Regions from separate parts of the Mus musculus genome. Here region 2 is linked to region 1. Evidence: chromatin contacts called from ENCODE POLR2A ChIA-PET data. All regions are on one chromosome and are shown on one strand. The core of a region is the stretch at or near the end of the contact, and the rest is flanking DNA. Distances in the headings are between cores, read along the strand shown.

Evidence for each region. ChIA-PET counts read pairs that join two places held with the same protein, here RNA polymerase II (POLR2A).
Region 2: POLR2A ChIA-PET joins it to region 1 with 97 read pairs in Patski. The contact joins the promoter of Coa3 here to the promoter of Ezh1 in region 1. POLR2A ChIA-PET finds 5 or more read pairs at or near these places in 3 of 5 experiments (Patski and embryonic stem cell).

Annotation. Positions count from the first base shown.
Region 1 is chr11:101,224,957-101,230,637 of GRCm38, reverse strand. Ezh1 (enhancer of zeste 1 polycomb repressive complex 2 subunit) reads left to right here and starts at 4,175. Exons shown (of 21, transcript NM_007970.3): 1 at 4,175-4,242.
Region 2 is chr11:101,275,273-101,280,560 of GRCm38, reverse strand. Coa3 (cytochrome C oxidase assembly factor 3) reads left to right here and starts at 1,613. Exons shown (of 2, transcript NM_026618.2): 1 at 1,613-1,847; 2 at 2,109-2,591. The coding sequence starts at 1,634. The coding sequence ends at 2,221. Cntd1 (cyclin N-terminal domain containing 1) reads right to left here and starts at 1,358. Exons shown (of 7, transcript NM_026562.2): 1 at 1,081-1,358. The coding sequence starts at 1,255. Wnk4 (WNK lysine deficient protein kinase 4) reads right to left here. Exons shown (of 19, transcript NM_175638.3): 14 at 5,012-5,288; 15 at 4,871-4,931; 16 at 4,174-4,579; 17 at 3,884-4,083; 18 at 3,636-3,733; 19 at 3,152-3,528. The coding sequence ends at 3,526.

The DNA of each region.
Region 1 (5,681 bases), core at 2,926-5,425:
GAGTGGGGAGCTCTTCTGGGCCTCATTGGGGCCGGTAGTCAGAGACAGAACATGTTAAAACCAATATGATTATATTGAAATACAAGTCAATTAAAGAGGATTTAAGAAAATAGTCAAGTAAATAACACTTTCCTCCAGGGAGCAAGTTGAGCTGGTATTAATCAGTCTACTTGTGTTGCCAGACTCTCAGCCAAGCCAGGCAGAATGGCTGCCAAGGCAAATGAGGCATTGGGTTTCAGAAATTAAACACATAATTTTATTTTTCCGCAATAGGGGAACTTTCAGAAAAAAAAAAAAAAAGAACCAGTCCTATTAGAGTGCTCGGCACACTGTGTCCAGTTTCTCCTGGCCCCAGAGGCCTCCAATTTAAGAGCAAGATGCAGAGTGAGAAGCCAGAAGCAGGCACAGCTATTCCTTTCTCTCTGCAGCTTCCTGGGAGTGGGACAGAGAGGAGAGGGTGGCTGGGGGTGGGGCCAAGAGAGGAGGCTGAGATGCTGGCTTTTCAAAGGTCCAGCTGCTGACCACTGGTCAGCAGATGTCATTGTAACCAGCCCACACCCAACAAAGACCTAAAGGGTTGCAAAAGAAAAAAAAAAGAGAGAGAGAGATTTAGAAGAGCTGGCCAAACAAAGGCTGGCTGATGGTATCTGGAAGAACATTGTCAGCTGAGAAAGTGCCTGATCTGGGGGGTTGGGGTGCGGGAGGATACCTAGCCCAGCCCAAGAAGAAGGAACACACTGGCAAGCAACATTTCGCCCCATAAACCTTCTTCTGGAGGATAATGACAAGGATAGACCTTCACTGACGAGGCTTACTTAACCTTGTGGTTAGTGCCATGCCAATTATTGTGAGGAACAGAGGGGTAAGATTGGGGGTGAAAGAGGAAGACTGCTAGGATGAATGACGAGGTGGGACTCTGGTGAGCTCCCCAACTCTCATCCTCCATAGCCCCAGGAATCGTTTCAACCCCCTTTCTTGCCACTTCAGAAACATCCCTGTAGCCGTGCTGCCTCTGCTAGCTCAAATGTCTTTCTTTTTGCATCTCCCGCTGTTACTTGGCACACCTCCCAAGGCCGGGTCCCCTCCCTTGGCTTCAGTTATCAGCCTGTTGGTGGTTCCCAAATCTCTCACTATGTCTCTCGGATATTCAGATCTTCTCAACCTCTCTGTAGATAACACACATTATTTTGAGAAAGTCAGGTATTGCCACAAGAGGATAGAAGGCAAAGAAGCTAGGGCCCCTAGCTCAGCATTCTCCCTGTTAAAAGCTTGGTGTGTGATTTCTTTGACCTCAGTCTCATGTTTTTGTCGCAGTTGTATCCGGTCAAGCACCTGACCTTCTCCAGGCAAGGTGAGGCTGGCCCTTTAGCCCACCCCAGTGAATCAATAGAAGCTTATTCCTCTTTGTTGGGGAAAATGTCTGATCTCTTTGGTCAGTGCTGAGACCTTTCTGCTCCTGAACTGAAATCCAGGAAACCTCTGCCTGTGTTCTTGCACCTTTGGCTCAATCTTATTTCTATCACTTCAGAGATTCTGTCTCTGGCAACACTTCACTAATTATAAATGCAATGCAGTGGGTCTCAAACTTGGCTACATTCTATAATTACTTCAAATGTTTTTACAACGCCGAAAGCCCAGGCTGTCCCTTAGATTGATTAAACATTATAAGGGAATGCCGAGCAATGGTGGCACATACCTTTAATCTCAGTACTTGGAAGGCAAGAGGAAGGCAGATCTCTGAATTTGAGGCTAGTCTGGTCTACAGAGTGAGCTCCAGGACAGCCAAGGTTACAGAGAAGAAAAAAGACCCAAAACAGCATAAAGGAATACTTAAGTTAATTGGTTATTGGACAAATAGATACAAGAGGAAAACAATAAAATGGCTTTTTTGCTTTTAAACTTATTATTATTATTATTATTATTATTATTATTATTTTTTTTTTTTGGTTTTTTGAGACAGGGTTTCTCTGTGTAGCCCTGGCTGTCCTGGAACTCACTTTGTAGACCAGGCTGGCCTCGAACTCAGAAATACACCTGCCTCTGCCTCCCAAATGTTGGGATTAAAGGAATGTGCCACCACGTCCGGCTTAAATTTATTATTATCATTATTATTACTACTACTAGCAGCAGCAGCAGCAGTGGGTGTGCGTGGGTGGGTGGGAGTGCCATGGCCACTTTTGAGGTCCCAGGATTAACTTTGTAGAGTTGCTTTTCTCCTTTCACTTTTGTGTAGATTGTGGGGATTAAGCCTAGGTCACCAGGTCACCAGGCTTGCACAGAAAGCACCTTTACTTTGAGCCAGCTCATTGGCCTAGAAACCCAAAGGTTGGTTTTCCTCTCTCTCTTTTTCTTTTCTTTCTTCTGTCCTTCCCTCCCTCCCTTCCTCCCATCCCTCCTTCCTTTCTGTATTCATTTATTGAGACAGAGTTTCATTATGTAGCTCTGGCTGTCCTGGAACTAACTGTAGACCAGGCTGGCCTCGAACTCATAAAAATCTACCTACCTATTGATAGGTTATTTCTCTGCTGCCGGTGAAATGAGCCAATTCAAGCCAGATTATATTAATTAAAGGCAGTTTTGTTAGGAAGCTGCTCTCTGCCCTCAAGGATTGTGGCTAGGGGAGTTGCCATGGGGAAGTGGGGCTAGGGAGGAAGAGGGAAAGAGAGAAAGGAAAAGAGAAAGGGAGGGAGGAGAGAGAGAGAGAGAGAGAGAGAGAGAGAGAGAGAGAGAGAGATTGAGCGCGCGAGCAGAGCCGGATAGCGCCAGCATGAGAAATGTCTGGATTATACAGGGAAGAACCTCTCTGGAGAAACAGCAGCCCAGCCCCTGGGCTGGAAAGTTCAGGGTTGGGGGCAGGGTATGCCAGGTAGGAACTGAAGGGTTGCTGGGAGAACTTGGAGGCCAGGTCCACTTTGATATGTAAAATATGCACCTCAGTCCCTTTTCTGCAGACACCTGCCTCTGCCTCTGCCTCCAAAGTGCTGGGATTAAAGATGTGTGCCACCACTATACCTACCTCCAAAGTTTTTGATAAAAGGAAAAGAATAGTGGAGGCTGGAGAGATGGTACAGTGGATAAGAACAAAGGCGACTTTAAAAAGGACCAAGATTTGATCTTCAGCACCTACATGGTACCTCACTACGGTTAGCAACTCCAGTCCCAGGGGATCTGATGGCCTCTTTTGGCCTCCAAGTATGCCCACAAACACATGGTACAGATACATACACCCAGGCACACACACACACACACACACACACACACACACACACACTAAAACAAACAAATGCATCGTTAAAAAATAACTAAAAGTCCGGGGAGTGGTGGTGCATGCCTTTAATCCCAGCACTTGGGAGGCAGAGGCAGGCAGATTTCCGAGTTTGAGGCCAGCCTGGTCTACAAAATGAGTTCCAGGACAGCCAGTGCTACACAGAGAAACCCTGTCTCGAAAAAAACAAAAACAAAACGAAAACGAAAAACCACCCCCCCCAAAAAAACAAAAAACCAAAACCAAAAACCACCATAGCATGTATTAAAACACACATACGCAAATAAATAAATAATAAAATATTTTGAAAAAAAGAACCTGTTCGTTTCTGATGATGGATATTTCTTGCCTCTATAGTTACTATTCCCTTTTTGTAATATTAAGTATCTTGTGGAGAGGTTTAAAAAATATTCTCGAGGGCTGGAGAGATGGCTCAGCGGTTAAGAGCGCCGACTGCTTTTCTGAAGGTCGTGAGTTCAAATCCCAGCAACCACATGATGGCTCACAACCATCCGTAATGATATCTGATGCCCTCTTCTGGGGTGTCTGAAGACAGCTACAGTGTACTTACATATAATAAATAAATAAATAAATATTAAAACAATATTCTCAAGCCGGGCGTGGTGGCGCACACCTTTGATCCCAGCACTTGGGAGGCAGAGGCAGGCTGTCTTCCAAAATTTGACTTGTAAGTTGTCTAAACACGGTTGGCAATGGTGCGCTGCTGAATAAAGTCTTCAAGAAGAGATCTGTGGCTCCAGGATGACTTTTCTCTGACAGCGCCACCTAGGAAAGTGTCGGACTAGAGCTACATCACCTTAGCGAAAACACACACCTGCGAAGACCGCAGCCCAGGTGATCCACCCTCAGAGTGCGCACGCGCACGGAGGGGAGGCGCGGGGCGTGGCCGCGGCGCAGGGGCGTGGCCGTAGCGCGCAGGCGTCCTAGTGGCGGGTGGCTGCGTCTCAGGATGGAGGGTGAGTGAGTAAACAAGACGGGGCTGGGCGGTGGGGCCGGGCCTGGGCTTGGCGTGACGCTTGAACCTCAGGGCTGGGGAGGCGAAGAAATGAGGAAACTGAGGGCCACACCATTGCCTGACCCGGGGTAGCGCGAAGCCTGTCGTCCCGAGTGTGGTGGGACCCGGGGCGACAGCGCGTGCGAGCTGCGGGGGGCCGCGTGGCGGAGGGGGCGCGGCGGGGGCGGACCCGGCTGGTGGCCCGTGCCAACGTGGGTGGGCCTTGGCGTCTGCCAGGGGACCCTGACTCTTGTAAGCGGGAGGGCCAGAGGCCCGGGTGGCTCGGGCTCGCAGAGGCTTTGAGTGATGTTGAGGAAGGGGTGGCCAGGCCGAGATGCCCGCCAAGTGTGAGAGGTTCTTAAGACGCCCAAGTGTCAGGGTCGAGATTCCCGGGGTCGCGCGGCACCTCCTCAACATTTTGCTCCCGGACCTTGTCGCTGGTCTAACTCGCCTCACTTTAGTTCCGGGTTTGAGTGAGGATTTGTCTTCAAACTGTGACTGTCTCTCCCGTCCCCAGAATTCCCAGAAACGATATGTAAATGAACGCATCCCGAAGTAAAAGGGAAGGTGCTATATTTGGGACATAACTTGTCAGGAAGTAGATGTGAGACAAAGCTTTAAGAGAATTTTTTTTGGGGGCGTGTTTCGAGACAGGGTTTCTCTGTGTAGCCTGACTGTCCTGGAACTCACTCTGTAGACCAGGCTGGCCTCGAACTCAGAAATCCGCCTGCCTCTGACTCCCAGTGCTGGGATTAAAGGAGTGCACCACCACGCCTGGCGAGAATTGTTAAGATTTAGTTGTTTGGGTTTTTGTTGTTGTTGTTGTTGTTTGTTTGTTTGTTTTTAATGTGTGTGCACTCTATGTATGGATGGTTCCAGGGACATCGAATCCCTTGGTACTAGAGTTAAGGATGCTTACATACCACCATGTGGGAGCAGGGAACTGAGCCAGTCCTTGTTGTTTGCAAGAGCAACAAGTGTTCTTAACCGCTGAGCAGGCTTTTCACCATGTGGGACGAGCTTACTTTGGTCAAAGTGACCACTGAGATGATGTAGGTGGTGGGGCACAAGGAAGAGAATGGAAATAGATTAGATGGAGGTTAGTGTTGGAGGTGTGGGTAAACTGATTAGCCAAAGTATGGAACCTATGCCTTGGGAAACAGAGCCAAGGATCACAAAGAATTGGATATGTACAGGGAGGACATTGAAAATGTAGAGACTTTTGGGGTACATTTGCTACATGATATCTCAGAATAAGAAATCTTCAGCCCAATGAATATTTTTGTTGATTTTGGTCTCTGCATAGCACCTGGCTATCTTTGAACTCTCCCTGTACACCAGGCAGGCCTTGAACTCACAGGATCCTCAGGCCTCTACCTCTTGGGATTAAAAGGTATGACT
Region 2 (5,288 bases), core at 364-2,863, 52 kb before region 1:
AATGACAGCCACATTGGCCCCCTCATTTACATTTCAGTGGCTTCGCTCAGCAGAGATGGCTTAGCAGTTAAGAGCACTGGCAGGTCTTCCAGAAAACCTGGGTTCAATTCCCAGCACCCACATCAGGTGGCTCACAACTGCCTATAATTCTCAATTCTTCTTTTTTCCTGCTAAAACAAGTATAAAGTTCTCTCCCCTGACAGACATTCAGACCTCTGCTTGGAATGTCTCCAAACTACTTTCCTGGCCTTACTCTCTATTGCTTCTCCATATGCTCTGGTCAACCTGGACAACTAAACCCTCCGCTCCCAGCCTCCCTCTTGTTTTCCCAAGTTTTATTCATGGTATCATTCAATCCCTGGACCTCATCTTACCACTCCTTTAAATTCTCATAGTAGCTTGTATTCTCTGTGTCAATCACTCTAACCGTTATTTGTATCCACTTGCTCATATGTTAACAATTCCCACCTAAAGACTACATAGTTTGAGAGCAATGGCTAGATTGCAGTTCCCTCTTTCTATACCAGGCAATGTAAATGATAAGCACTCTAAACACGTTTATGGAAAGAAGAGTAAAGGGGGCTGGTGGTGGAGAGATGGCTCAAGCAGTTAGAAGCACTGGCTACCCTTCTAGAGGACCAGGGTTCAATTCCCAGCACCCATATGGCAGCTCACAGCTGTCTATAACCTCAGTTTCAGGTGATTGGATACCCTCATACAGACATACATTAATTTTAAAAGGGGGGGGACTCCCCATGATGCCGTGTGCTTTTAATCCCAGCATCTGGGAGTCAGAACATCTGTCAATTCCAGGCCAGCCTAAGCTACAGAGAGTGTTCCAGGTCATGACTCCACAGTGAGACTTTGTCTTTAAAAATAAAAATAAAAAAAGGCACGTGGGGAGTGGTGCAGGGAAGTGGGGGTTAAGAAATAAAAAAAAGAGTGCTAGTAAGCCTCGTTCATCGCTTATAAGCCCCACGACCTCGCACAACAAGAGTACTAGCAAAATATTTGAGTGAAAAACAAAGATCAACGCTCCCCTGCCTCCCGTAAACCTGACTCCCCACTCTGCATCCACACCCACGATCCGGGTCTCCCTGAAGCTGCCCGTCCGTCCCGCAGCCTCCTTCACGGCTTGCTCGTTCTGCTGGGCCAAGTGAAGCAGGGCGTTTTCGATAGTCTCTGTGGTAACCACTCCGAACTGAAAGTCACTACAGTTCACCAGCCTGGGCCTCAAGGGTCCTTCCATATTCATAAGTCTTTCGGAGTACTTGGACAGTTTACGGGATCCATAAACTGGCCTCCTTAGCTTATTTCCAGAATCTTCTGCCACACCTTGGATTCTTCCTTCCCTTTCTATATGTTTGCCCTCGCTTCGAATCTGAGAAAAAACATAATGTCCACCACGGCTTCGAACGGTCAACAGCTTTTCGCGCCCCAACTGACACAGAGAGCTCAGCCAATCAGAAAGCAGGGCGCTTTTCACCTTTCCTGTCCCTCCTCTAGGGCGGAGAGACCCTGCCTCTACCCAGAAAACTCCACGTGGACTACAGCTCCCAGAGTTCCTTGCTGAAGTCAAAGACTACAATTCCTGGCGAGTTCCGGGCTTGACGGCTTAGGGCGGAGCAGCAACATGGCGGCCCCTGGAGCTGGTGACCCTCTGAATGCTAAGAATGGAAATGCTCCATTCGCTCAGCGCATCGACCCGTCGCGGGAGAAATTGACCCCAGCGCAGTTGCAGTTTATGCGGCAGGTGCAACTTGCCCAGTGGCAGAAAACACTGCCACAGCGGCGGACCCGGAACATCATGACCGGCCTGGGCATCGGGGCCCTGGTGTTAGCTATTTGTATCCGTCCTGGCTATACCGCATATGGGGTTAGGGAAAAGGGAACAAGACGTGTAGCTTTTAATGTGCGGGCAAATGAGGTTCATGCCTAATCTTACTATATATACGCAGCGCGTATTGGCTTAGTAATAACAATTGGTTAAGGGTTCAAAAGGAGCAAAAGGGTGGCAATCCAAAATCATTAATTTGGGAAAACAGCAAGGGTGGCTAGACGAAAGGAATGCCCATGTGCTTTGTGGTTTCCTGAACCCACTCCGTCAGATGGTTACACCTTCTACTCGGTGGCCCAAGAGCGTTTCCTTGATGAGCTGGAAGATGAAGCCAAAGCTGCCCGAGCCCGTGCTCTTGAGAGAGAGCGAGCTTCGGGACCCTAACTGTATGGACCATCTTCAAACTGCTGGATCCCCTGTATATGTTGAATGATGCCTGGTGGTCTTACAGCATCACTGGCACACTAACGTCGGACTGTGTGATTGAGCCCAAGAAGCCAGAGACTATGCATTTGGCCGCTGCCAAGGGGGGGATTGCTCACTTCACGTGCAGTTTGTCCAGTTACTCAGCCCTTTTTATTTCCTTGTTTGAGAGGTATGCAACCTTGCCTTTACCCAAACTTTGTGGTTTACCCCTTCACCTCCCAGGGGCCCCGACTCTTAAGGGGGAGGGTGTGGCTTAACTGCAGCGTTGGAACCTTAAAGTGGGAAAGATAGGGTCAAGTTAAAGTAATAAAATGAGTCATGTCTCCCGAAGCCAAGCTAGTGTGTGGGGGCAGAGAGACATATGGCACTTCACGCTGGAAAGCTCCCTGGCACTAGCTGCAGCGGTGGCATTGCCCCAGGGAGCTGTAAATGTTTAACTAGAATTACTTTTTCCGTGAGATCTTTCCACCTGATTTAAGGGAGAGATTACTGGACTGTTTGAGACTGACCCAGGTCTTAGGGGGTAGAAGAAGGTCACTCTTCTGTTCTCTGCCTTCAAGAACAGACTCTTAATGGCACGGGCCTTTTCCTGTCTCTAGCTTGGTAGGTGAAGGATGAGCAAGGAGTAACTTCATTCTTTTAACATTTACTGGTACCTGCCTATACAGGCCTAGGGTGGGGTCTGGAGGGGATCATGCCTTGGCCATTGGATCATTTGGTCATGTAGTTTCCTCATGACCTGGTGGCAAAAAGCCAGAAAGCTGGGCCGCTTCCATCCTGCCTTCCATTGTGAGAGGAGAATGGCTTCGAGTTCCTCACCCTTCTTGCCTGCTTCACAAGTCTTTGTCCCCCACCCCGTCCCTAAGGCATGACAGATACAGACCCACAGCCTTTCTCCTCAGTATTTTTATTGGTTGCTGTTGACTTTGGTGGCAGGAGCACAGCCCCTCCACTCTCCCAGCTGGAAGTTGGCCTTCCGCAAGCATCTGGACTCGGATTGCTTAGTGGTCAGCCCTTGCCTGGGGAGGGCAGGTGGGGTAGGCTACAGAAATGAGATTTCCACACAGCAAAGAGAACCCGCAAGGTTTTGACTCTTCAGGATACAACACAACGCACTCTCCGTGCCCACGGGCCTTCTACCCACTCAGTGCTGGGGTGTTCTTTGCTGAGTTGAGTTGGTCACAAAAAACATCAGATTCTGAGAGGCCATGGGCCATGGTGGGGCCCTGGTGTTGGGGAGACATAGGACTTCTGGTCTGAATTCACTGGAGGGGAAAAGAAAAATGCTGAAGCAATGTCCAAAGAAGAGGAAGGCAGAGCTGCTGCCAGCCACCATGCCCTCGGCTCTCCCTTCCTTGGGCCCGCCCCTCACCATCCTGCCAATATCCCCGGCGAATGTCACCCCCTTGCTTGCCCGCTGCTCCTGGGAGCCGGTGCTGCTGCCACTCAGAGAGTTCCTTCGCATGATGCCTGGGAGCAGGATGAGGGAGGGAGAACGCTAAGTGGAGGGAGGGGCAGCGAGGAGGGGGGCCTAGTCCCCCAGAACCAAGGGGTAGACCACCAGGGCCTGGAAGAAGACCGTGCCGATGGGGAAGGAGTCTCAAGGAAAAGGGGTCTCACCAGGACCAGGGAGATCAGAGCGCTGCAGGCTGTTGCGGCGGGAGGTGGGAAAGCTGCCCTTCGAGAGGCGGCGCTGGCGGCAGGACAGCATAGCAGCTGGAGCTACAATACCAGGTGGGGGCTGTTTCCCAAGCCGGCTGTATAAGTCCTCGATTTCCTTCTTCTGTAGTGTCTGTAGTGCCTCCACTTCCGACAAGTGCCTGAGGATGCACGGGCGGGCAGGAAAAGGCTAGTCAAACACTCTGTTCTCTCTGGTTCACCTCCAGCTCTGCCATTGTTCCCAGACTCACTTCTGCCGAAGGTTCTGCAGCTCAGCCCAGAATTCCTCGTCTTCCCCGCTGCTCTCCGACTCCTCACTGCTCAGACACAGGCTGCTGTAGGAGTAGTTCATCCACACTGGGCTGGGATGGCTCAAGATTGGGGAACTGCCTCCAAGTAGGGGTTCCTTCCCTTCATCCTTTTCATCATCGACCGCAACCCCCAGGCCTTCGGCTGCACGGTCACTCTCTGCCAGAGCCTCCCTAGTCTCTGGGCCTCCTGCAGCACTGTCCTCTGTGTCTGAGCTCTCTGAGGTCAGCGGAGGGCTTGGCAGCTTTAGGGATCTGGAGAGAGTTGGGGATGCTGGTTGCAGGGGAGGCTCTGCTGGTTCCTTAGATGAAGTCACTTGGAAACGGCCAACAAGCTGGGGCTTTCCCTCTGCGGGAAGATAAGGAGGGAGGTGAAGAGGATTAGAAAGAAAGGAAAGAAAGAAAGAAAGAAAGAAAGAAAGAAAGAAGGAAAGAAAGAAAAAAAGAAAGAAAGGAAAGGAAGGAAGAAAGAGAAAAGAAAAGAAAAGAAAGAAAAAGGAAGGAAGGAAGGGAGAGAGAGAGAGAGAGAGAAAGAAAGAAAGAAAGAAAGAAAGAAAGAAAGAAAGAAAGAAAAAGATCTAGCAGAATGTAAGGCACTGGGGCTAAGAGGCAGGGGAAGGTCAAGGGTTAGAGGCCTCACCTTCAGATATAGGTGCCAGTCTAGCATCACCCAGTAGTGGCTGAGCAGGATTACGGGAAGCCTGCCAAGTATGGTACCATGAGGAAGGGGAGGATCCAGAAGCCCGCCTTGTTTTCCTAGCCCTCTTCATACCCCACTCACCTCATTCTCTGTCTCAGCTGTTTGGGCCGAAAGGCTCTCCTGGTCACAAGAAGCAAGGGAAAGGGGCAGGCTAGGCAGAGGACCTGGAGGGGCTGGAGGAGACTGAGAAAGAAGTCCAGGGGATGGGGACAGCAGGGACTGGGCCACAGTCATCACAGCCAGAGAGAAGGCACTAGCCAGAGAGAGGAGAGGGGCTGCTGTGGTAGAGGGAAGAGAGGGAGGAGAGGGGCAGACGGGAAGAGAAGTGGGGCTAAGAGGGTCTTGGGGATAACTAGGA